3 separate regions of the Mus musculus genome follow, and all the other regions are linked to region 2. The links are chromatin loops, found by intact Hi-C in ENCODE. Cell type or tissue: heart. All regions are shown on one strand. Links, peaks and the distances in the headings refer to the core of each region. The heading gives the core; the rest is flanking DNA.

What was found. Peaks named below come from ENCODE experiments on the same cell type or tissue, not always from the same donor. Only the 100,000 strongest peaks of a DNase experiment are listed, where the experiment ranks them.
Region 1: a loop joins it to region 2, with 2.1 times the contacts of the local background. A loop is called at or near these places in 3 of 42 quality-filtered maps.
Region 3: it touches region 2 in a loop (13-fold over the local background); 5 of 42 quality-filtered maps call a loop at or near these places.

Annotation. Positions count from the first base shown.
Region 1 is chr5:8,618,876-8,626,632 of GRCm38, reverse strand. It overlaps Rundc3b (RUN domain containing 3B), which reads left to right and starts at 3,681. Exons shown (of 11, transcript NM_001347311.1): 1 at 3,681-4,145. The coding sequence starts at 4,021. The region is part of intron 2 of Abcb1a (ATP-binding cassette, sub-family B (MDR/TAP), member 1A); the gene reads right to left. In heart, for the core only: no CTCF peak of the experiment used is centred there; DNase peaks (open chromatin) are centred at 3,502 and 4,312; H3K4me3 peaks cover 1,601 bases; H3K27ac peaks cover 1,022 bases.
Region 2 is chr5:8,419,621-8,427,377 of GRCm38, reverse strand. Dbf4 (DBF4 zinc finger) reads left to right here and starts at 4,662. Exons shown (of 12, transcript NM_013726.3): 1 at 4,662-4,911; 2 at 5,985-6,157. The coding sequence starts at 4,866. It overlaps Slc25a40 (solute carrier family 25, member 40), which reads right to left and starts at 4,540. Exons shown (of 12, transcript NM_178766.5): 1 at 4,339-4,540; 2 at 111-182. In heart, for the core only: a CTCF peak has its summit at 3,659; a DNase peak (open chromatin) is centred at 4,577; H3K4me3 peaks cover 3,173 bases; H3K27ac peaks cover 2,240 bases.
Region 3 is chr5:9,158,094-9,165,850 of GRCm38, reverse strand. Dmtf1 (cyclin D binding myb-like transcription factor 1) reads left to right here and starts at 4,075. Exons shown (of 18, transcript NM_011806.3): 1 at 4,075-4,237. It overlaps Gm46901 (predicted gene, 46901), which reads left to right and starts at 4,941. Exons shown (of 1, transcript NR_166570.1): 1 at 4,941-7,334. In heart, for the core only: no CTCF peak of the experiment used is centred there; DNase peaks (open chromatin) are centred at 3,500 and 4,130; H3K4me3 peaks cover 2,629 bases; H3K27ac peaks cover 2,031 bases.

The DNA.
Region 1 (7,757 bases), core at 1,690-5,689, 200 kb before region 2:
AAATGTTCAAATAGTGAATAGAAATATTTGCCAAAAGAAGTTAAAAATAGTGTGAAAACTCATCTAACTATCAGTGATTTTTAATTCCTTCCTCCAGATTAGTAATCGGGAAAGCACTCAGGACATATCACTCAAGGTAAGTGATGGGGGCAAAAATCTTATCAAATGAGGCCACCAAGTAGCAGTTTAATGAGAACAGTCCATGCAAAGTTAAATGAATTCTTGTGGTAAAGATCATTAAGCAAGTTATCATGTCAGGTGAGCCCACTAAAAGTGATGAAAATTAACGTTGTAGCCTGATAAGAAAAATTTCCTGTCTTCAGTCAGAAATCCAATGGTCATAGTACAAGTAACATGAAGGTGCACTTGATGCCAGAAGGCAATCTCACTTTTTTATTTTAAAATGTGTAACCACATTCAACTTCTTGATAGATGCTTCCCTCCCAAATCTACTAAGGTTGCCTACCGTTTGACTTCAGACATCTTCCTACTCCCTATATCTTTTTGAGACAGGGCCTAGTGTTCAATTTGCATCTGAAATGTTCCTCAGAGGCACAGGCCTCAAATGTTTGTCCCCACCTGGTGGTTTTATTTTGGAAGGTTGTGAAAACTTTGGACAGTGGGACCTACTTGGAGGAAGCAGGTCACTGAGAGAAGGTCCTGGAGTTAGTTGTCTTATCCCTGATGGATTTCCATACTCCACATCCTCTCAGATTTGAAGTCAGCTTCAGTGCTCTCCTAAACCCTTCCATGCCATGAAACTTCTGAAGCATGTACCCAAATAAGCGCTTCCTTTCTCAAACTGTATGTCAGATAGTTTGGACACAACAACACAAAACAAAGCAAGGTATTCCTTCTACCTATATTATCAGAATTCTGGGGTTGTAGAAGTATGCCACCATCCTTTGCTCTAGAAATTTTCTTTTTTTTTTCCAATTTTTTATTAGGTATTTTCTTCATTTACATTTCAAATGCTATTCCGAAAGTCCCCTATACCACCCCCCTCCCCTACGCACCCACTCCCACTTCTTGGCCCTGGAGTTCCCCTGTACTGGGTCATATAAAGTTTGTAACACCAAGGGGCCTCTCTTCCCAATGATGACCGACTAGGCCATCTTCTGCTACATATGCAGCTAGAGACACGAGCTCTGGGGGTACTGGTTAGTTCATATTGTTGTTCACCTATAGGGTTGCAGATCCCTTCAGCTCCTTGGGTACTTTCTCTAGCTCCTCCATTGGGGGCCCTGTGTTCCATCCAAAAGCTGACTGTGAGCATCCACTTCTGTGTTTGCCATGCACTGGCATAGCCTCACAAGAGACAGCTATATCAGGGTCCTTTCAGCAAAATCTTGCTAGCTTATGCAATAGTGTCTGTGTTTGGTGGCTGATTATGGGATGGACCCCCGGGTGTGGATGGTCCATCCTTTCATCTCAGCTCCAAGCTTTGTCTCTGTAACTTCTTCCATGGGTGTTTTGTTCCCAATTCTAAGAAGGGGCGAAGGAAGTGTCCACACTTTGGTCTTCGTTCTTCTTGAGTTTCATGTGTTTTGCAAAATGTATCTTGGGTATTCTAAGTTTCTAGGCTAATATCCACTTATCAGTGAATACATATCATGTGAGTTCTTTTGTAATTGGGTTACCTCACTCAGGCTGATGCCCTCCAGGTCCATCCATTTGCCTAGGAATTACATAAATTCATTGTTTTTAATAGCTGAGTAGTACTCCATTGTGTAAATGTACCACATTTTCTGTATCCATTCCTCTGTTGGGGGGCATCTGGGTTCTTTCCAGCTTCTGGCTATTATAAATAAGGCTGCTATGAACATAGTGGAGCATGTGTCCTTATTACCAGTTGGAACATCTTCTGGATATATGGCCAGGAGAGGTATTGTGGGATCCTCTGGTAGTACTATGTCCAATTTTCTGAGGAACCACCAGACTGATTTCCAGAGTGGTTATACAAGCTTGCAATCCCACCAACAATGGAGGAGTGTTCCTCTTTCTCCACATCCTCGCCAGCATCTGCTATCACCTGAATTTTTGATCTTAGCCATTCTGACTGGTGTGAGGTGGAATCTCAAGGTTGTTTTGATTCCCATTTCCCTGATGATTAAGGATGTTGAACATTTTTTTCAGGTGCTTCTCAGCCATTCGGTATTCCTCAGGTGAGAATTCTTTGTTTAGCTCTGAGCCCCATTTTTTAATGGGGTTATTTGATTTTCTGGAGTCCACCTTCTTGAGTTTTTTATATATATTGAATATTAGTCCCCTATCTGATTTAGGATAGGTAAAGATCCTTTCCCAATCTTTTGGTGGCCTTTTTGTCTTATTGGCAGTGTCTTTTGCCTTACAGAAGCTTTGCAATTTTATGAGGTCCCATTTGTCAATTCTTGATCTTACAGCACAAGCCATTGCTCTTCTATTCAGGAATTTTCCCCCTGTGCATATCTTTGAGGCTTTCCCTCACTTTCTCCTCTATAAGTTTCAGTGTCTCTGGTTTTATGTGGAGTTCCTTGATCCACTTAGACTTGACCTTAGTACAAGGAGATAGGAATGGATCAATTTGCATTCTTCTACATGATAACCTCCAGTTGTGCCAGCACCATTTGTTGAAAATGCTGTCTTTTTTTCCACTGGATGGTTTTAGCTCCCTTGTAGAAATTTTCTTAATAATTAATTTTTATTTTAACATAATTATATTTAAGAGGTAGAGGTGAGACTTTGTCCTGATTTTAGATTTTCAAAATTTAAAAACAAACAAACAAACAAACAAAACCTGAAGTCTGGACATACTTACAGGCAGTCTGAGGTGAATGTCAGAGGTCAGGGTCTCAAGCCCGTAGCCTCCCATAGGTAAAGCCAGAGGTAAAGCCAGAGAAGTAGAGACTACAAAGTGGTCCTCCCAAGGGGCTTATTGGGACTCCAAGGCAGGATTTCCCTCTGCCCTTGACAAACCTCCTCCATGGCTCACGAGCTGCAATTCAGTTCAGATCTCACTGCACAGAACCCAAGACTGGACATCCCCACTACACTCGTTTTTCTATGGTCAATGTGGTTTCAAGGCTGTGCTGGACACTGAGTAAGATGAGGTGAATTCTGACCAGATTCACGGGAAGAGAAATGCCATGGGCGCACTCCCTGATGCCACTGTGTCGTTGTTTGTCAGGTTCAAAGGGGGCGTTTGGGACAAATGGAACTCTTCTTCTATTCTAGGTAACCCCCACTTCCCACCCCACCCAACTATGGCATTCTCCTGCTGAGGCTACTGAAGCCTCAGGACCAGGAATCTGCCATGAACTTAGCCTTGTCAGGGTGACTATGGACCACAGTCACCGTGGAGTAGGCACAGCAAAGCCGGCTTTCCAAGCCAAGGCTGCCTCGCCGGGCTCACCAAGGTGCTGCACGAGCCGACCCGCGTTCTGACAGAGGCCCACGCGCCAGGGCGGGGCTTAAGCGAGCCTCTTTAAAAGCTCCTGGGGCGGGTCCCGCCCCCACCTCTCGTCATTGGCTCTCTCCGTAGCGGCCTTGTTCCCATAGGTGCAGGGGGCGGGGGCTGAGTGAGACAGGCGTGGGGAGGGGGGCTTCACCTCAGCGGCTCCGCCCTGCTGGAAGAATGACGTGCGGTTAGGCCTGCGGGGTGACAGGCTCGCCCGGGCGCTGGTGCGGCGTCCCTGGAGACTCGGAGCCCGCCCTCCCGCCCGCCCGCCCGCGCGCGCTTCTCTCGTGGACGGCGGCGGCGGCGCGCGCGCGCGCGAGCGAGGGTGGAGGTGGCTCGTGCGTGCGTGTGAGTGAGCGCGTGTGTATGTGTGAGAGAGCGTGTGTGAGTGTGTGTGCACGCGCGCGTGGAGCCTGGGTACCGGTGCCCGACTGACTGCCTTCCACACCCTGCCTACTCCGCGCCTCCTTCCTCGCCTCTCTCCCGCCCGGCGGGCTGCCATCGTTGAGAGAAGGCCGGGGGACACAGGTGTGCGAGGCTTGCGGGACCGCTGGAGACAAAGGGGGCGCGGAGGTGAGCCCGCCATGGCCTCCCGGAGCCTGGGGGGCCTGAGCGGGAGCCGCGGCGGCGGCGGCGGCGGCGGCGGCAAGAAGAGCCTGAGCGCCCGCAACGCTGCGGTGGAGAGGAGGAACCTGATCACCGTGTGCAGGTGCGGGGCTGCGGGCGCCGGGCTGAGGGAGGTGCTGGGGCTCGGCGCTGCGGCCCGTGCCGCGCGTGTCCGCGGGCCAGCGGGGCCCTGCAGAGGGGCGGGAGCCTCTCCCCGCGAGGCCGTGGGCTAGCCCTCGCGTCTCAGGGTCCTCGCTTGGAGGCTGCCCGGGGAGGGCCGGGGCGGAGCCGGGGAGGAACCGTTTGGAACCGGCCAGCTTGCGTCTGAGGAGAAGAGGGCGGAGGAAGAGCAGCATCCAGCTGCTGTAGTAGTTACTGAGATGTCCCCAAATCCCTGTGCGTTCTCTTGCTGTCGCTTGTTGGCGTACGCATTTTCACTCCTCTCCCTCGGCCCTTATCTGTATTGGGTATCTAAGTCTTGTCAACTACAGTGCTTGTGCAATTGTGGAAGACTCCTGGTCAGTCCTTTTGGGCATTTATTTAAGTGCTTCCTGGTTGTAAATGTAGCCCTTCCTCCAGGAATTATAGAAATAGATCATCACTATCTATAAATCAAGAATTCAGAAAAAAACTGATTTTGAACAAGCTGATAAATTTTCTTTAAGTCTTATAATATTCTAGGCATCCATCTCTTAGTAACTACTCAGAGCCAATACGCTCTGTTAAAAATGATTTTGTTCCATCATACTGGTTAATCATCAACTACTGATAATTCTCTTGTTATCAGGTAAATGATGAAACCTTTCCTGCCTCTCTGGCTTATGTCTATTTTTTTTTTTCCTTATGTAAAATCGTGGCTAGCATCTTAAGCAGATTGCAGATATCTGTAGTAGGAATGACATTCAGTATTTAAGCAACTTTTAAAAAGTTGGATTCTAATGAATGCTCATCTTTCAGGAAGAGCTTTGCTCACAGTTTGCATTGTAAGTGGTAAAGTAATATAGACTATATTTATCATTTGTGCTGTGTAGAATACAAGCTTTTGGGACAGATGGGCTTTATTACATTGTTTTAAATTGAGGCAAATTTCTATGTTAGATTCATAGAAAAATAAGCTAGTTGGGTAGTCTTATCTTTTAAAGATATTAAAATTATTTTTTTAAAGAAATGAGTTTCAAAGCAGGTTCCAGCCTAACCTGTGCTTCTTGAATCATTTATGCTGCATCAGAGCTTCAGCGGACTCAAACTTCCCGATGGTTTAACATTGGAAGGTGGACCAAGTTGATCTAGTGGAAATGTAACGAGCTCATAACAAATGTTGTCATTAGTTAGTGTCTTAGTACCATCTCCTCATTATCTTCATTGTTTTGTCAGCTATACAATAATGTTGGACTAGATTTCTAGGAATTTCAAATAATGGACTTAAAATGAATGATAGCCATCAAGCATCATTTGATCATATTTGGTTTTTAATGTTTCCAAATATGAGCACGGTGATAATGGTAGAAAAATATTTGTAGCAGATAGGTGAGGCACATGCATTTTTCTCTAAACAAACATTTGAATTGTGGTCCCATTTTGTGATTCTTTATTGATGTCCTGGAAAAACGGGAATTTATAAAACTAGAACAAACAAAACTGCCAACCACTACATATAATTTCTTATACTTGCACAGTAAAGTTTTTTCCCTTAAAAAGTTAGATATAGTTTCAGTGCTATATCATAAAACTATACAATTCTGTATATTTAATGACATATACAAGTACAATATTTTTTACTGTTTTGAATTTTGGAATTAGGCTTTAAGATAGTCAGGAAAAGAACTAAATTGATTTTGGGTTCATTATGATTGTGTGTGTATGTGTAATTCAATTTTTTACAGAGAACTCTTATATATTGTAGACTAAAACCACTGTATAATACTTACCAAATAAATATTTAGTTTATTTTTTCATAGGTTGTACTGGAGAGGAAATAGGTTATTTGAGAACTCTAAATTTTCACACACAACTCCAAAATTTATACACTGATTTTAGCTACCCTATTTTGTGTACATATTTTTCATTATTTAGAACTTTGAAAAATTGAGATATAGTTTTCCATATTCTCCCGTCCTTTTCTGTACATGGCCTTGCTGTGTAACCTTAACTGGCATGAAACTTGCTATGTAGATTAGGCTTGCCTCAAATTCACTGAGATCTTCCTGTTTCAGCCTCCGGAGCCATGTGCTTTATACTGGGCCTGCCCTTTGGACTTTTTTAACCTACATTTTTTTATCCACATAAATTCAGATGTTTGTCATTTTTTTTCTGTTGTTATTAAGCTTATGCATTTTTCAAATATTTTTATATTGTATATGAGTGTTTTGCTTACATGTATGACTGTGCTCTATGTATGTAAATTGCTCTCTGAGGCCAGACCAGAAGAGGTGTCAGATGCCCTGGAACTGGAGTTACAAATAGTTGTGAGCTGCCACATGGGTTCTGGAAACAAACATGAGTCCTCCAGAAGAGCAGCCAGCACTCTTAATCACTGAACCATCTCTACAGCTCAAGTTGATATCTTTTTAAGCCTGTGTATTTCTTTGGCCTTAGTTTTATTGGCAAATACAATTAAAATTTAATTTATCTTTCAGTTTATAATAGTATATAAAATTCTAAAATATTCATATTTAACATTTTAAAACAACTTTTGTCAAACTTTTAAGTCAATAGTCTGCTGGCTAGTTTTGTGTCAGCGTGACACAGCTACACAGCTAGAGTCATCAGAAAGGTGAAATCCTCATTTGAGAAAATATCTCCATAAGATCCAGCTGTAGACATTTTCCTCCATAAGATCCAGCTGTAGACATTTTCTTTTCTTTCTTGTTTTTTTTTTTTTTTTAGATTTGGCTGATTTTTTATATATTTCTTTTTTAATTTTTTATTTAAACAATTTTTATTAGATATTTTCTTCATTTACAATTCAAATGCTATCCTAAAAGTCCCCTATACCCTCTCCCACCCTGCTCCCCAACCCACCCACTCCGGCTTCCTGGCCCTAGCATTTTCTTAATTAGTGATTGATGCAGGAGCCTCCCCCTCCTCCAATCCCCCATTATGGATGGTACAATTTCTGGGCAGGTGCTTCTGGGTTCTACAAGAAAGCAAGCCATGAGGAGCAAGTCAGTAAGCAGCCCACCTTCCAGGACCTCTACTTCAGCTCCTGCATCCAGGTTGCTGCCCTTTTTGAGTTCCTGTCCAGACTTCCTTTGCTGATAAACAGTGATCTGGAAGTATAAGCCAAATAAGCCCTTTCCTCTCCATCTTGCTTTTTGGTCATGGTGTTTTATTGCAGCAGTAGAAACTCTAAGACTGTATTTTAAAGGAACTTTTTATGCAAAATCAATTTTCCTGGCTTGTGGATAAAAAAAAAGGACAAGGGTGATTTAAGAAATACACAATAGATTAACCAGGATAGAGACAAATGGTGATTTTTATAATTAAAATACTTTAATAACATGAAACATCATTTTTATAGGTCAAGATAGTATTTCAGAGAACTAGTATTATTTCAGATTAGAACAGTACCTCATTTCTTTAGTGTGGTCAAGGAATAAAGAGCTCATATTTTATATGTAACTAGTATCTACTCTTGAGCTTAAAATTCTTCCCTCAGGTATACTGCTTCAGTCAGCACTTACTATGGAATACAATCTTCTGTATAATTATGCTT
Region 2 (7,757 bases), core at 2,081-6,080:
ATTAAGATAACATATGCGTGTGTGTATATATACACATATATATATGTATACATATAATACATCTATGCATATATGTAATAAAGTTGAATGACAAATGCCTTCAAAATTACCTGTTAAGTTATAAGAACAATAATCAGGAGTGCTTGCCTAACATGCCCAACATTTGGGTTTGATCCTCAGCACTAAACAAACAAAATAGAACAGAATAAAATTATATCAAAACACAGGTTTTTATCACTGCCAAAAGTAAGTTATAAATGGAAGCCAGTGTGCAATTGGCACTAGTAGCATATAGCCTCTGATAAGAATGTGCTTGGTTAAGCTGTACGAGTAACATCATGTCTACAGGACAGGTAACCAACAGGTACAGAAACATCCTCTGACCGAGAGCCAGAACAAAAGCAGCTAAGTGATACTTGCAGATAAACATTGCTTAGATATCTTCTCTACTCTGGAACAGACTACCATTAAATATAGCACAATTTTTATTGCATGCCAATAATTGTTGCATAGTTATATAATAAAAGCACACAACCTTAATCAGTATCTTTACAAAACTTAATGAGACAGGCAATATTATTACTTTTGGAAGTCATATATACATATACAAACACATAGATATTGATATATGTACATATGCTGTTTTATAAAAACAGTAAATACTATCTATGTTTAGTACTCTGCTATACATGTAAACAAACACTGTGATAAATGTTTATGTCATTTTTAGCACTTGCAGAATAGTATATAATTATGCTTAAGCAATCTCTTATACTTAGGTTTTCAAATTCTCAGTGGGAAACCATGATGATATAATATCCAATTCATGTATCTTTTTGTAGTCTTCCTACACTTACCTAAGTGTAAACTAAGGCTATACTATTAAAAATACAGAGAAGGGTGTGGTGACACCTTCCTCTAACCCCAGCACCTGGGAAGCAGAGACAGGAGAATCTCTTTGAGTTTAGGGCCAGCCTGGTCTACATTTTGACTTCCAAGACAGCCAGAAAACCCAGGGAGACCCAGTCTCAAAGAATTCAAAACCAAGCAAGCGTTAAACAAACAAAACCCCCTTACTACAAAGCCTGCTGTGGGGGTGAGCACCTGCAATCAGGAGCAGATAAGGAAGGGTGGAAGGTCCAAACCAGTCTGAACTTCACAGCAAGACTCTGTCTCTCACAAACACATTTTGATACAAACTTCCTTTCTAGACCGACAGACTAATGTACACTTTCACTGGCAGCATGTCACTCTGATGTTCACAAACTCTCTTTAACCTTACGGTCTTGTCCCCTCCCTGTGCTCTGCTTCCTGGACGTCATGAGCTGTACCCTCTGCTCCCTTAAATGCTTCTACCACAACGTTACATACGCATTAACAGTTGGCAGCTAAGTCTAAAATTATTATTACAGGCCTCAAATGAGCAGTAGATAAACACTGGGTCTAAGTTAGGCTTACTATGAATAGGAAAGAAAGAAAACACCTTTTGGCAAGAAAGGCTTAAATGGAAGAAGTAAAACAGGAGAGCGTTATTAGAAAAGTATTCGTCATCTAAATGCAAGAATATAAAATGTGCATTTGGTTATGTTTGACATGATGTGAGAAAGCTAATGAGGCCTCCTTTGATAATCACAAAAATGGTGAGGCAGACTGCACAGATAGTAACTTCATTATCAGACAAGGAAATTACAGAGCAAAGGGGAATACAACTCAGTGTAAAGCACAAAGTACCTGGTTCAGTGTCTAGAATACACACGTGTACACATGCACACAAACACAAAAACACACACTCTTAGAACTTGTCCAAGGGTCATAAAATTGCTTTAAGGCTAGGCCAGTACTAACTGAATTAAGTTCTCTTGACTCAGCCAAATAAATGTTCACTTAGTTCCAGGGATGTCCAAACTTTTGACACCATTACATCATGTTGCCGTCTACAAATGTGCTGGGCATTCATAGCTATCCTAGGATGCATTTAGTTTATGGACCACAAGTTGACTTCGAGCTTTCATCCAAGAACTTGGGAGGCAGAGGTAGGCAGATCTCTGAGTTTGAGGCCAGCCTGGTCTACATAATGACATGTAGACCATGACAGCCAGAGCTATATACTGAGACTATGTCTCAAAAAATAAAATAAAACAAAAACAAGTTGGATGCACAAAATTCTGCTCAATGCTTTCTAGTTTTTAACAGAGTGACTTAATACAGTTTCTTACTATAACTCTGGACCAATTCATTTATTCTTGTATGTAAAGCCTTCTTTACATCTTAAGGAATCTATTAAAGTCTATTTTCAAGATCTTTAGGGTGGGCATGGTCATCATTCCTGAAATTTCAGCACTTGGGAGGCTGATGCAAGAGGATCTCTACTGAATTCAAAGCCAGCCTAGGCTAGACAGTAAGCCCCAGGCTAGGTTGGACTACAAGGGAGACTGTCTCAAAACAAGAAACAAGAACATAAACCACATTCATTTAGTCCTGATTACTGACAGGATGTGTAGAGACTTCTGTCTTCATACAACCAAACTCTTCTTCCTGTGGCTGCTGTAAAACTTGGGTTCCATGGGGTACTAGGAGTTGACTAAAAACAAAAAAACAAAAAAACACTAGTACCTAGGTGGTGAGTAGATGTTTTGCTTATTCATAGTTTGGAATTATACCTTACATGACACATAATGAGTCTAACATGGTTCCAACTCTTTGATTGTCTTATCTCAGAAGAAATATAAATCACCTTTCACAAGAGCATAAAACAACTTCCAGTTTTATTTTCCAAAGAAACATGATTACATCTTTTCCAAATTCTGAAAACATCAAAGAGAGAGAGAGAGAGAAGAGAGAGGAAGAAAGAAATTAAGAAAAAGAAAACAACCCCCTTTCCCTTCGGCCACCTCTTCCTCTCCATCATTTCTTTCTTCAGTGTGCTCCACCATAGAGGTCAGGTCCACAGGTTATCTATTACTTAGCTAGATTACCACTCAAATTGTAATTACCTCTATTATCATTCTAACTACTCTTAAGGAAGTGGGTGGCACCTCCCAAGCCACCACAGATGCCTATAGTTCAGGTTTTAACCGGTTTGAACTCGGTTGGGGACGAAGCTGAGTCAAGTCATCAACATGACAGTAATTAGAATTTTTCAGTTCCAGGCTTACTGCTTCCAAGCGCATTCCCCTTAGTCCCCCTAACAGCTAAGAACCAGTACTCTCTTCACAGACTAAATCGGAGCCTCGGAATTATCCAATTCCTAGATTAGCTGGGAAGCTGGGACCACCAATTCTGTAAAAAAATTCCATTCCTCCCCACCATTATTAAGATTTGTTCCCAGTCTCTTCCAACTCAGCTTGCTCTCCCTCTCCTCACTCGCACTGCCTCATCCCCTGACTCTCCACTTCATCTCACAAGCTCTACTCCAAGGCATTCCCCCTTCCCTCGTGGCTTTAATTCTACTCTGTATTAGTGCTTCTCAAACATTTGAACCAGTTTACAAACATGGAAATTCTGTTTCCTTTCCGTAGTTTACGCTTTGAAAATTGAATCCTCTCCTCATTTTTAAAAAATGTTTGCTCCTCCTTCTCAAGGTCTGTTAAGCACATGTATATTAATTCAAATTCATCAGTACAATGTCTCAACATATTTCCCTTTCTGGCTCCCTCCTCCGGACATTTCTTGAGATTACAAATTAGCTCCGACTGTCTAAAGCAGTTTAATACAGATAGACAGTTCGATGACTGTCGCTCCAGCCTCCGTCCATAACCTGTTTAAAACAAAATCATTTCTTTTAGCAATGCTAATCCAACTTGATGTTGTCTTTGGCGAATAGTCTCACAATTCACCTGTCTGTGCCTGAATATACTTATTTGTACTGACTGTCTTGAGGGTACTCCATCAAAAATCAATACTATAAGGAGTGTCTATTATAGCCAGGAGTTAAGAAATGCAGAACAGTACAAAGCATAACGTCTGTATGGGTGAGAGCAGAAGTATACTCCAAACAAGTTTTGTGAGGCATTTTCTCATTTACAAAGCAAAATTAAAACAAATCACGTACGCCTGAATTTCGTCTTGACCATAATCCCGTATTCCCGTTTTACAGATGAAAAACCCTGAGACTTCATTTTCCACTCTTTTATTGCTACAAAAAGGACAATTATACACACAGAGAGAAAGAACAGGTCTGTACAGAACAAAGTACCCAAAGGGCTGCGAGAGTCGGATCCGGCGGGTGGACCCCGGCCCCGCCGCCACCGCGGCCACCCGGGACCTTTGCGGCCCGTCTGCAAGGTCGGCGGGAGCCCAGGGCCGGCCCCGCGTCCCACACAGGGTTAACTGGAGTACCTGGTGGCGAGGCGACTGCAAGGCCCGGGTCTCAGCCAGCCTAGCAGGTGATGTCGACCACGAGGTGAAGCCTCCGAGGCTAACCGCGTCCACCGCCCTGGCTGCCCCACACTCCAAGTATGCAGAGCGGAGCCGGAACTCGAGGAGGACGCGGGAGAGCCGGGTCTGAGGCCCCGCGGGCTGGCGCGCCGGGGGCGTGGTCAGCATCCGGGGGCGGGGCCCGCGGGGCGCGAGGCGGGGCAGGTGGAGCCTGCGCGAGGCCGGCCCCGGCGTAGGAAGGGCGGGGAGCGCGTCTGGGCGCCGCGGTCGCGTGACGCGTTTTCAAATCTTTAACCGCCGCGGCTCCCGGGTCTGAGCTACAGCCTCTTCCTGCTCCGAGCCTCCGCGCCGGAACCGGCCCTCAAGCGCGGCCCGGCGCCGAGGCCGAGGCCGGAGCCGGGGCCGGGGAGGCCCTGGGAGCTTTGTGTTCGCGGCCGTTCCATGCGGCCCCCGGTGCGGACCCAGCATGTAGGTGCCTGGTGGCTGCCATGAACCTCGAGACCATGAGGATCCACAGCAAAGCACCTCTCCCGGGTATGGAGCCCCTCCCCCGCCGCGGTCCCTTTAATCGTTTCCTGCCTGGCTGGTTCCACGGAGGGTTCTAGAGAGTCTTCCTGCGGAGGGCCTCTTGCCGCTTTTGCGTTTCTGTGGGTTCTCGGCGCCCGCGAGGCGTTCGGTGTTGGTCTCCGTGAGGGACCGACGCTGGCCGGGCCCCTCATGCTCTCCCCGCCTCGGCCGCGAGCGACCCGGCATTCCCGGGGCTGCAGGCTTCAGACAATGCGCGGGTCCCCGACGGCCCCACGGAGGAGGCGCCCACGCCCATTTGTGACTGTTCCCGTCACTCGTGAGGGAGACGGAGAGGTGTATGTGTGTGTGTTTCAACCTCATAGACAAAAGCAGATTTCAATCTCAATGTTTAATATAAAAAATTTTCATTATAGGGAAAATTCCTAAGAGGTGCATGTGTGTCTAGTAACTAAGTACTAAAGTGCAGGTTGTCTTCGAAAGTTTAAAGAAGATGTTTGATTCTCATCTGCTTTTAAAATAAAAGATGGATGGCATAGTCCTTAGTGGGCTTAGGTTCTTAATATGTAAACAAAGTGCATGAACTCCCTCGTCTAGTTCTTTTAAGTACTAGACAAACTATGAAACCAAAATGCCAGCATTTAGTAACCCCTAAGAATTAGGTTGTTTATTCTAGATGAGTGTGTGTGGCTACCTAGGTAAATAAGCTTTAAATATTTGAAACACCTGTGTTGGGTTTTCACCGACCTGTTAATTACCCACATGACGTTTACACCATGAGAAGGTAAGTTTTCCAGAACAGCTCTATAGAATTCCTGCTTCATACACGGAACAGGAGTAAATAATAACTATTTTCTGCTGATTCAGCTCTTGTTCTCCAGTATAGAGTTTTGTGGAAACCATACAGGACAGTTTGCCTTCATCCTAAGTGGTAATATTAGGGAAAACATTTAGATTCTAATGACTTAATTTGTTATGACTAGTAATGTTTCCTTTCTGCAATAAAGCTGTTGAACATTTTTTGTAAAATAAATTAAAAATTTGTCTGCATAAAATGTTGCCTGATTCTTTTGTAATCACAGGTGGCATCCAAGACAGAAATGAAAAGAATCGACCATCCTTGAAATCCCTGAAGGCTGATAATAGACTGGAAAAATCCAAATATAAGCCCCTTTGGGGAAAAATATTTTACCTTGACTTGCCTTCTATCACCATATGTGAGAAACTACAAAAAGATATAAAGGAACTCGGAGGGGTAAGTGAGAACCGCACACCCACCAGAAGTTGAGAAAAGTAATACTTGGCGTTCTGTAATATAAATTACCAGGGCATTTCATTTTGGAAATTACAGCCATTTAGCAGTAGCAGCTTTGATGAGCTATTGGTTATTAGTGAATCACTTGGGAACTGGGAGTGTAACCCAGTGGTCTAGCACCTGCTGACATGTGAAAGACTTTCTGTGTTCAAGTCCCAACATCAGAAGATAAAGGCTTTTTTTTAAAGCCTTTTGTAGCCTGATAAAATGTCAAGTTTCTGTGATTGGTGGTTTGGTATAAAGAAATGAGGTTCCTATGTCCTAGTAAACCTGCCCTTTCTTTCAAAATACCAGGAGCCATTTGACTGATGACTGAGGGGAGCTGTTATGTGTTAAAATAATTCTTTAGTTTTATACATATACGTGTATGTATGTGTATGTGTATATATATATATATATATATATATATATACTTATACATGTATGTATGTGTGTGTGTATATATACACACACACGTATATGTATAATTATTATATATGTGGCATACAATTTACTAGTGTACACTTGTGTGTATATGTATACTTACGTGCCAGGAGAGAAGTACTCAGTGAGCAGGCACCTGTCATGGAGGGAACAATTTTTGAGACAGGGTTTCTCTGTTTAGCCCTGGCTGTCCTGGAACTCACTTGGTAGACCAGGCTGGCCTTGAACTCCGAAATCCACCCGCCTCTGCCTCCTGAGTGCTGGGATTAAAGGTGTGCGCCAACATACCCCACAGAGTAGTAGTAAAGTGCCTTCCCTGTTGTATCCATTTTTTTATGATTAGAAAACTTTGGCAAAACTCTAAGATTTCTTAGGTGTATTGTTAATGTTACCTAAAATCTAGCAAATGTGGTTATTATGATTTTTACTGTTTTCAGAGGTTTCTGCTGGACTGAAAGTTAGCAGTTTTGAACATTTTGTTCCCAGACTGAAAATTCACAAGAATACTTCACGAGTTTCTTAGAGTTTCTCATTAATGTGATATTTTCCTTGCCTGCCCTTGACGTTTGCCTGCATTCTTTGGGAGGCAGTTGATGGAATCTCACTTTGACTATGAAAGGCACATGGATTCCACTCTCTCTTGGTCAGTTACATTCATATACAAACTGTGTTGCAGTCAGTTACTCCCGTTACCCTCCTGTGTGCTTCTCACAGCAGATGCTTCAGACGATGTTGTATCTCTAAGTCCAACTTGGGAACCCATAAAAGGGAGCTTTGACTAAATCAGCAGTGTCATGTTGGTGCTGGCACAGGAATCACTTCCACCACCCTTTTCTTTCTTCCCCCATCCTCACAACACCTCCTAAGATACTTTCAAGAAACAAATTTTCAATGACTTCTACCACAAATGGTTGTTACAGACCATTTTGATTTTATGTATGTCAGATTTTACCCTTGAAAGGTTTCAAGTATCTCAGTGGCTATCCTGAAAACATAAGTTTTGTAACACTGTGGCAGGGGAGTTAACCTGATCATAAAAGTGATGTTTTCCTGAGGTAAGCTCTCCAGGTGTTGGGATCCCTGTGGTTGCCTTCAATGCAGAAAACCCTCTGCTGCA
Region 3 (7,757 bases), core at 1,690-5,689, 740 kb before region 2:
TGCAGAAATTTTCCACCCACAGCGAAAATTAACAGTCTCCTATGGGAAGTTATAAAGCACAACTAGACTAGCCTGATCATACTGAGTCTGCTCCACACTCCCCCGTGCAGAACAGACTGTCCTTTAAGCATTCCAAGCGAGAATCCTGGGGTGATCACTGTTGCCCATGTGCCTTCTGACTGAGCTTTAGTGCTGTTCCATGTTACATCTTCCAGTAGCTCCAAAATTGTTCTCTGAGGAGCAAGTGTCTTTTTTTGGTTTTTCGAGACAGGGTTTCTCTTTATAGCTCTGGCTGTCCTATAGCTCACTCTGTAGACCAGGCTGGCCTCGAACTCAGAAATCCGCCTACCTCTGCCTTCCAAGTGCTGGGATTAAAGGCGTGCACCTCCACGCCCGGCTGAGGAGCAAGCGTCTTGTTCCTGGACTTTTCTGCGGTGGTCTAGTGATATGCCCAGCAGGGACTATGGCAGAGTCCAACCCTTTTCAGCCAGAGCTACACAGCGAAGGTTAGTAGCCTTCAATACATTGAGCATTGTTGTATTACCAAGTGTTGGGCAACAAAAGGTCTTTCCAGCAGCAAAGTACTGAAGGAAAAAGAAATTGGCTTAACTTCATCTCCATTGTTCCGGGAACAACAAATGGAAGCTTGACTTTGCCAAGACTTGAATTCCTTCGGGAATGACACTAATAAAAGACCAAGACCTCCGGATTGAATTGGATGTGAGGTGCTCTGTAGGCTGCACTTTTTTTTTTTTTTTCCTTTTTTGGCTTTGTAGTTTTCCTTTCTCAGTTAACATCTCACACTCTAACATTCCACGTTCCCCAGCAGTGCGGGGCCAACTCAAGTTTACAGTCCCGACTGAAAGTCACCCTGCTTCTAGCTTATCTGAACCCTGCGCCTCACTCCTATTTATTAAGCATCACACTACCAGGGAGATGAACTTTGAGCAAACTGTGCAATTGATAAAATATACTCTGTTCTTTACGTTCTTGCTATTGTATCATACATAATAGTATCACTTTTTCTACATCTTGGTCAAATAAATTTTTGCATATTAAAAAAAAAGAAACAAAAAGAACTAAATCTACAAGCCTTGCTAGATTTTCTGACTCAAGAGTTTTAGCCTCTGATCATACCCTTTTGCACAATCACACATTTGAATATGGCCTCCATAAACCCAGGGTAGGGTTCTGAATCGCTTCTGGATATCTTAAGATATATACACTTTCGGAATGTGACACATCTAAAGATGGCATGGAAGCTCTATACCCTGTCCTCCATACGTCTCCCTCCGTATCTTGTATGTCAGTAGAGTGCAAGCTTACCTAAGATTCTGTGGATAAGAATAAGCTGGAAGTCTGAAATTTAAGTGTGACTACTACTTTGGCTTAGTGAAGATATTTATAAATATATATATATATATATATATATATATATTAAGAGCAGTCAGTAATCTTAACCACTAAGCCATCTCTCCAGCTCCTGGCTATGTTTTGTTTTCATCATGAGGTGACACTTGCCAAAGTATATTTTTGAAATAGAGCAGGGTGAGTAGGCTACAATTTTGAGTGTACCCCTTGCTTGTGTGACCTGGACACACTCTACAACTGCATTTGGTTCCTGAGTAAAATGTTACTCACTTGTAGAACCTTCAATTAAGTATTTGATTACATGAGTTTAACACATATGAACAACACACAGGAACACAGAGAATGTTGACTTACATTATTCAAGTTCAGGGTTATTTAGCCCTTTCTTAGCATTTTTTAACAAAGACTTTTTTTAACATTCACAAAATTAAGCAGGAAGTAGAGAAAATTCCTACATACCTCACGGCTTCCCACACACACACACACAATCAAGAGTGGGCATTTGTTATAACGAATGAACCTATACTGACACACCATTAATACAGAAGATATAGTTTATGTTAGAGTTCATTCTATTTTATCTATCAGACCTGTGGGTTTTGCTGCAACTATAAAGGCATGCTATTTCAGCAGCACACAGAGCCCTTGATGCTATAGGAACCCCCGCACATTATTCATTTTCTCCACCCCTGGATGCACTAATTTTACTGTCTCCATAGCAATGCCCTTTACAGAATATCACCACTGGCAGATTGAATGAGAATGGCCCCTGCAGGCTAACATGTTTGAATGTCTGGTCTCTGGTTGGTGAAATTCTTTGGGAAGGATTAGGTGTGGCCTTGTTGGAAATGGCATGCCACTGGGTGCAGACTTTGAGCTTTCAGAAGCCTACACATACCCAAATGGCTCGGCAATTAAGAATGTAAGCTCTCAAGGACTGTTCAAGCCCCATTCCTACCTGCCTGCAGCCATGCTCCCCTCCGTCCGTGATGATTATAAACTCATCATTTAAAACTGTAAGCAAGCCCCAATTAAAACTTTCTTCTGTAAAATGCCTTCACCATGGTGTCTCTTCATAACAGTAGAAAAATAAGACAATCAGAATGGCATAGTCTTAGCATACATCAATTTTTGGATGATTTTTCTTTACTACGTAACATATATTTTAATTCTTCACTACTTTAGTGCCAAATAAAGTTCTGTTGAATAGATGTGCCTGCTTGTTTATTCATTCACCTCCTGGTTAGCCTCTTGGTTGGTTGCATGTTTTGGCAAATGTGAATAAAGCTGCTGTAAAAAACTTGTGATTCCAAATTGCATTGGCCATCAACTCCTATGAACCTTGCTTGATTTAAGAGTATGCCTGATACATCTAATTTCACTCCCCTGGGGGGAAAAAATGATTTTCCCTTTCCCCAGATCTACCATTTGCAAACAGCTTCTTGATTAGGAATGGGACTTTGTGTATCACTAGTAGTGAAAGGAAAGCAAAGTATAACGTGTATCTGCTGAATCATAAAAGCAACACCAATAGGAACCCCAATGCTCAGAATTGTGTATCTTAGAACTTTTGGGTTGGTTTGGTTTGGTTGAGATGTGTTCTATGTAGCCAACACTGCCTCAAAATCCAGTCTTCTTTCTGCCTCAACCTCTTCTCTGCTGAAATTAATAGGTTCGAACAATTGTGCCCAGCATGGGGCAAAAGGCAACTTTTTTGATGTTCTCATCATAGAGTCTGCACTTTTTGTAGCAGTGTTTATGGCAGAAAACCACATCTGACCAGTGTGCAGTTAAGTGACTGTAGAATGCCTATCCCTAAGTGGGTTTTTATAATGCAATCCTTACACCAAAGGTATAGGAGCGTTGCTGAAGATGGGGGGCAGAAAACTTGAAAGAGTCAGGGGAATGGGAAGACTTCTGTTTTAACACCCACCACTCAGCAGCTGTGGTCCCATGCATACCACCACTCCACTCCACATTCCAGCATGGATGGCGAACAAGGTTCCATCTCTGGCTAGGGAGCTACAAGCAGTCAAGACTGCTGAGGAAGAGTCAACTTCCTTCCTGAAGAGATCAGATTGTTTTCCCACGTCCAAGCGGGGCGCAGCCCTACACTGAAGTACATCTGGGCTACATGTGTGTACCCAGAAATACACCCCTACAATAGGACATGAATTTGAGTCGGGGGCATGTCAGGGAAAACACGGGGAGGAGTTGGAGTGGATAGGAAGGAGTAAATATGGTCAAAATGCATCTATTCATGTATGAACCTGATTCTTAAAGATTGGCATGGGAACAGGGCTTCTATTTTGTTCATCTCTAAGAATCCAGAAAATAGAGCTGCACTCGGCATAGCTACCAGCACTGAACTTTAAATGCATAAAGAACTGTAGTCTCCTAAAAGCGAGGTCACACTCACGGAGGTCACCTTTCACAAGAATTATAGAGACACACCGCTCCCTCTTCGCTTCGGAGATTGCGGAAACTAAAAGACAGATGGTGCAGACGCCTGCCAAGGGAAAGACCCTCCTTTACGTCTATCACCCGCCACAGCTCGACGGCGACCGTCCGACCCTATCGCTCGCTGAGAATGGCGCTCGATTCCGCAGCAACCCATCAGCTTGCCGACGCAGACGGAAGTGACGTCGGGGGTGGCGCGCGGGCCCGCCCCCCAGGAGAGGCGGGCCGCAGGGGGGGTGCTGGGAGGGCGGGGGCGGGGCGCGGCCTCGCGGCTCCGTTTCCGGTGGCTGGTTGCGCTCGCTCACCCCAGCTGCAGCCACTCTCTCCCGCGGCTGCTTCCTCCATCCTGGTATTTTTTGGAGCCTCCATCCTGGTTCTTCCAAAGTGCCCGGACCCAAAACAGGAAGTAAGTGCGATGGAACCTTCAGGTCCGGGCCTCCGCCGCAGCCGCTCCGCCCAGTGCGGCCGAGCCGGCCCCTTCGCGGGCCTTGGCTGTCGCCGGCTGGGTGCCGCGGGCGGGGTCGGAGTCCGGGCTTCGCTTAGCCGCCGCGGCAGGCCCCGCACGCCGCGCCCGCGGTCTCCGTCGCCGGCTCAAGCGGCCGCTGGCGGCTGGAACTCCCGAGCGATCCCTGGGGCGCAGCGGCGAGCCGGTGGGGGCGGAAAATGGCGGCGGGCTGGAGGAACTAAATGGCGCCGGGACCCCTGGGGGTGGGCCCGAGTCGCGGAGGACGGCGCCGGGGGCCCCGCGGGCGTGTGCGTGCTGGGCGGCGGAGCTGCCAGCCTGGCTTGGCTGGGGTGCACTGAGCCCCCTCGGCTGCGTGGGTGGGGTGGGCAGGGCAGTGGGGGCGGGGGTCGTCCCAAGCCCACCATTTCTCCTCGGCTCGTTTGGCCCGTGAGCCCCTCGCCGGTTGGACTCAGCGAAGGAAGTCATGGTTGCCAGTCGGACTTTCTCTTTAGAGACCGCGCGGGACGTGGCCTGGGGTGCGGGGAGAGTCCTGGCCCAGCCAACTAGTAATTGTCAGGATCGTGCGGAGCAGACCTTTAGCGTTTCAAAACCCTCTTTGGCCCTCTAGCAAGAACTTTTTTTTTTTTTTTTTTTTTTTTTTTTGAGAATCTCCCCGCAACCTTAACGAGTTTTACTCCGAAAGAAGTGGTCCAGTGCCATCCTGTGCTGTTCAGTGATACAGCATATGTTTTTATAGTTAAAGACTTCGGTGTAGCTAAAGAAAGAGTGATAGCCCGTGATTGCTTTTGTCAGCCCTTGTACCTCTTTCTGACAGCTAGACTTCCTTTGGGACAACCTCCAAAGAAAAATGCATTTCAGTACTGTTTGTGATGTGTTATGTCTTAAGCTAGATGTACTGACTTTTATTAATTAGAGCTATATTTTCGTGTTGTAAATAACTTTTGTGGCTTTTAGGCTGTAAATTAAGAAAGAAAAGACCTTTGATTATATTGAAAGTTTTACAAACATCAAAGGCTATTTTCCTTATAGATTTTCTATTTCTGGTACTGCAAATTTCTTTAGGCCAGTCTTAAATTTACCTTAATAATTCGAGTAATTTACTATAACATTTAAAACAACTATAATAACAAAATATTACTAGCTTTTTACTGTGGTAGAATAGTGATACAATTTTGTATATTTGGTTAAACTTAGACAAACTTAAAATCCATTTCAAAGATTGTTATGTTGAGTGTACCAGGTCAGTGAGAGACTAATGATATTCTCCACAGACGTGAAAAAACACTCCTATCTATATGAAGAATATTATTTATTATTTTATGCTTTTATCCCACTACTGTCTTTCCCTGGTGCTTTTGAGTACCATCAAGTAAGCTAACGTTTCTTCATTACTTTAGATTATGATAGTCTTACCCAAACTGTTGTTCAGGGGGATGATCTAGAAACCTGCCTGGTCCACTGACTCTTTCAGTTGAGGGAGACACCTGGTATTGTTACCATTTTCTTGTCATATCTGTATGTTTAGCAGTTTGGGGGATACATACAAAATACACTTTTTTCCAAGTATTCAGGTTTTAACTTTTCGAAGGAGGAAATCAGTTTTAGTCTTAAGGTTTGAGGTTGGAAATAGAGTGTATCTGGAAAATAGTTACTAGTGTCCTCTGGTTGGTCTTTTCTTCCTTTCTTTCTCTCTTTCAAGTTGTGCTTGCCTATATCATTCTGTGTCTGTCCCAAACAAAGGCCTTGCTTTGCATTTATTAAATAGCACAGAAAATGTTTGGGAAAGAACTAAACCATGTTATCAAACTATATCCATATTTAGCATTCAATATTTATAGTAAATATGTTTTATTTGGGGTTGCTTTCAACCTGTTGGTTGCTTTCAGCAATGATGATCAGAATATTCACAAATTATTCTGGGTCAGGACCATGGACAAATACATAATATGATTAAAATTATGCATTCAGCTTATGTTGGAATAGCTAATTCCAACATACGTGGGAAATCCACAGCATTATAAGGTTGGCTACATTTTTTTGGTATTTTTGTTGTTTTTAAAGATTCATTTATTGTTATATGTGAGTACACTGTAGCTGTCTTCAGACACACTAGAAGAAGTCATCGGATCTCGTTGAGGATGGTTGTGAGCCACCATGTTGCTGGGATTTGAACTCAGGACCTTTGGAAGAGCAGTCAGTGCTCTTACCCGCTGAGCCATCTCACCAGCCCGGTTGACTACATTGTTATCATAAAGGAGGATTAAACTTAAACAGGCTGAGCACACAGAAGGATAGTGGCTAAGTACATAGTATTAAATGTTCTTGAGCATGTTAGTAGCTTGGCTGAAAGAACTAGCAAAAGTTCAGTCTCTTCAAAGATGGAATATTGTCGTAAAACTCCACAGTTTTCATCTTAGTCTCTTGATTTGCAGTAGTTTATATTAGCATCGATGAGGATACATGCTTAATAAGAAACACGCAACCCAACTAAGTATGTACAGCCTGGCTGTAAACATTAGGTTAAGGCGAGAGCCAAGTGTTTTTGGAAAGTATTGAGGAACTGGGAGACTTTCTGTAAGTTTATATCTGTCAGTTGCAAACATACCAAGACTTTAGAAGAGCATCCAGATTAAGGAGGATTCTGTAGTGATCATCTTAGCCATCTCTCCACACAACCAACCTCCAGTGTTTGTAGAGACTATGCTAATGTTCTCTCAAGCCGGGAGTTCTCATTTTACTAATTGAGTACATTCTCTTCTTGCCATAACTCCTCTTGAAAGGATTAGTAATTTGTATGCTTAAATGAGACACAGTTTCAACTAAGGTGGTACATAAATAAACCTAGAGCCAAATGTTATCTCAGTGAAGTACAGAGACATGTGGAGTTTAATGCCTTTTGTATCATTTCTACATTTGTCTTGATGGTAATTTTGCTTTGTGCAGAGAATTCTTGTAATCAAAATTAATAAAAATTAGTTTGTTTGCTTTGATACCATAAGGGTAAATTGGTTCAACTTCAATAAAAGGAATCTATTTATTGTGTCTGCCTTTTTTCTAGTTTGTGGAAAGATAGCCCACTCCATAATTAAATTCCAGAAAGAAGTTGTCAAGAACAAGTATCGTGGCAGGTCCTATATACACTTTTTACGTCATACCTTTTAAAACACCATTTTTGGCTATACCAACAGTGAGGCCATTTTCTTCTAACAGCGGCATTTAATCTAACCCTTCCCTCACTGTAAGGTGTTTTATGTCAAAGAAATGTGTCTTATTAATGTGTTTTAGGTTTATTCATTGCCTAGTGTATTTTAGTATTTAGTATGGAAATGTGATTTCAATATGAACTAGTGGAAAGAACTTGGTGATAATTTGTATTTAAAAATCAGATTGTGTTTTACAAAAGTGCTGTTTTGAGAAGATATCTTAGAATATAATCAAACACTTAAGTTCTTATATCATT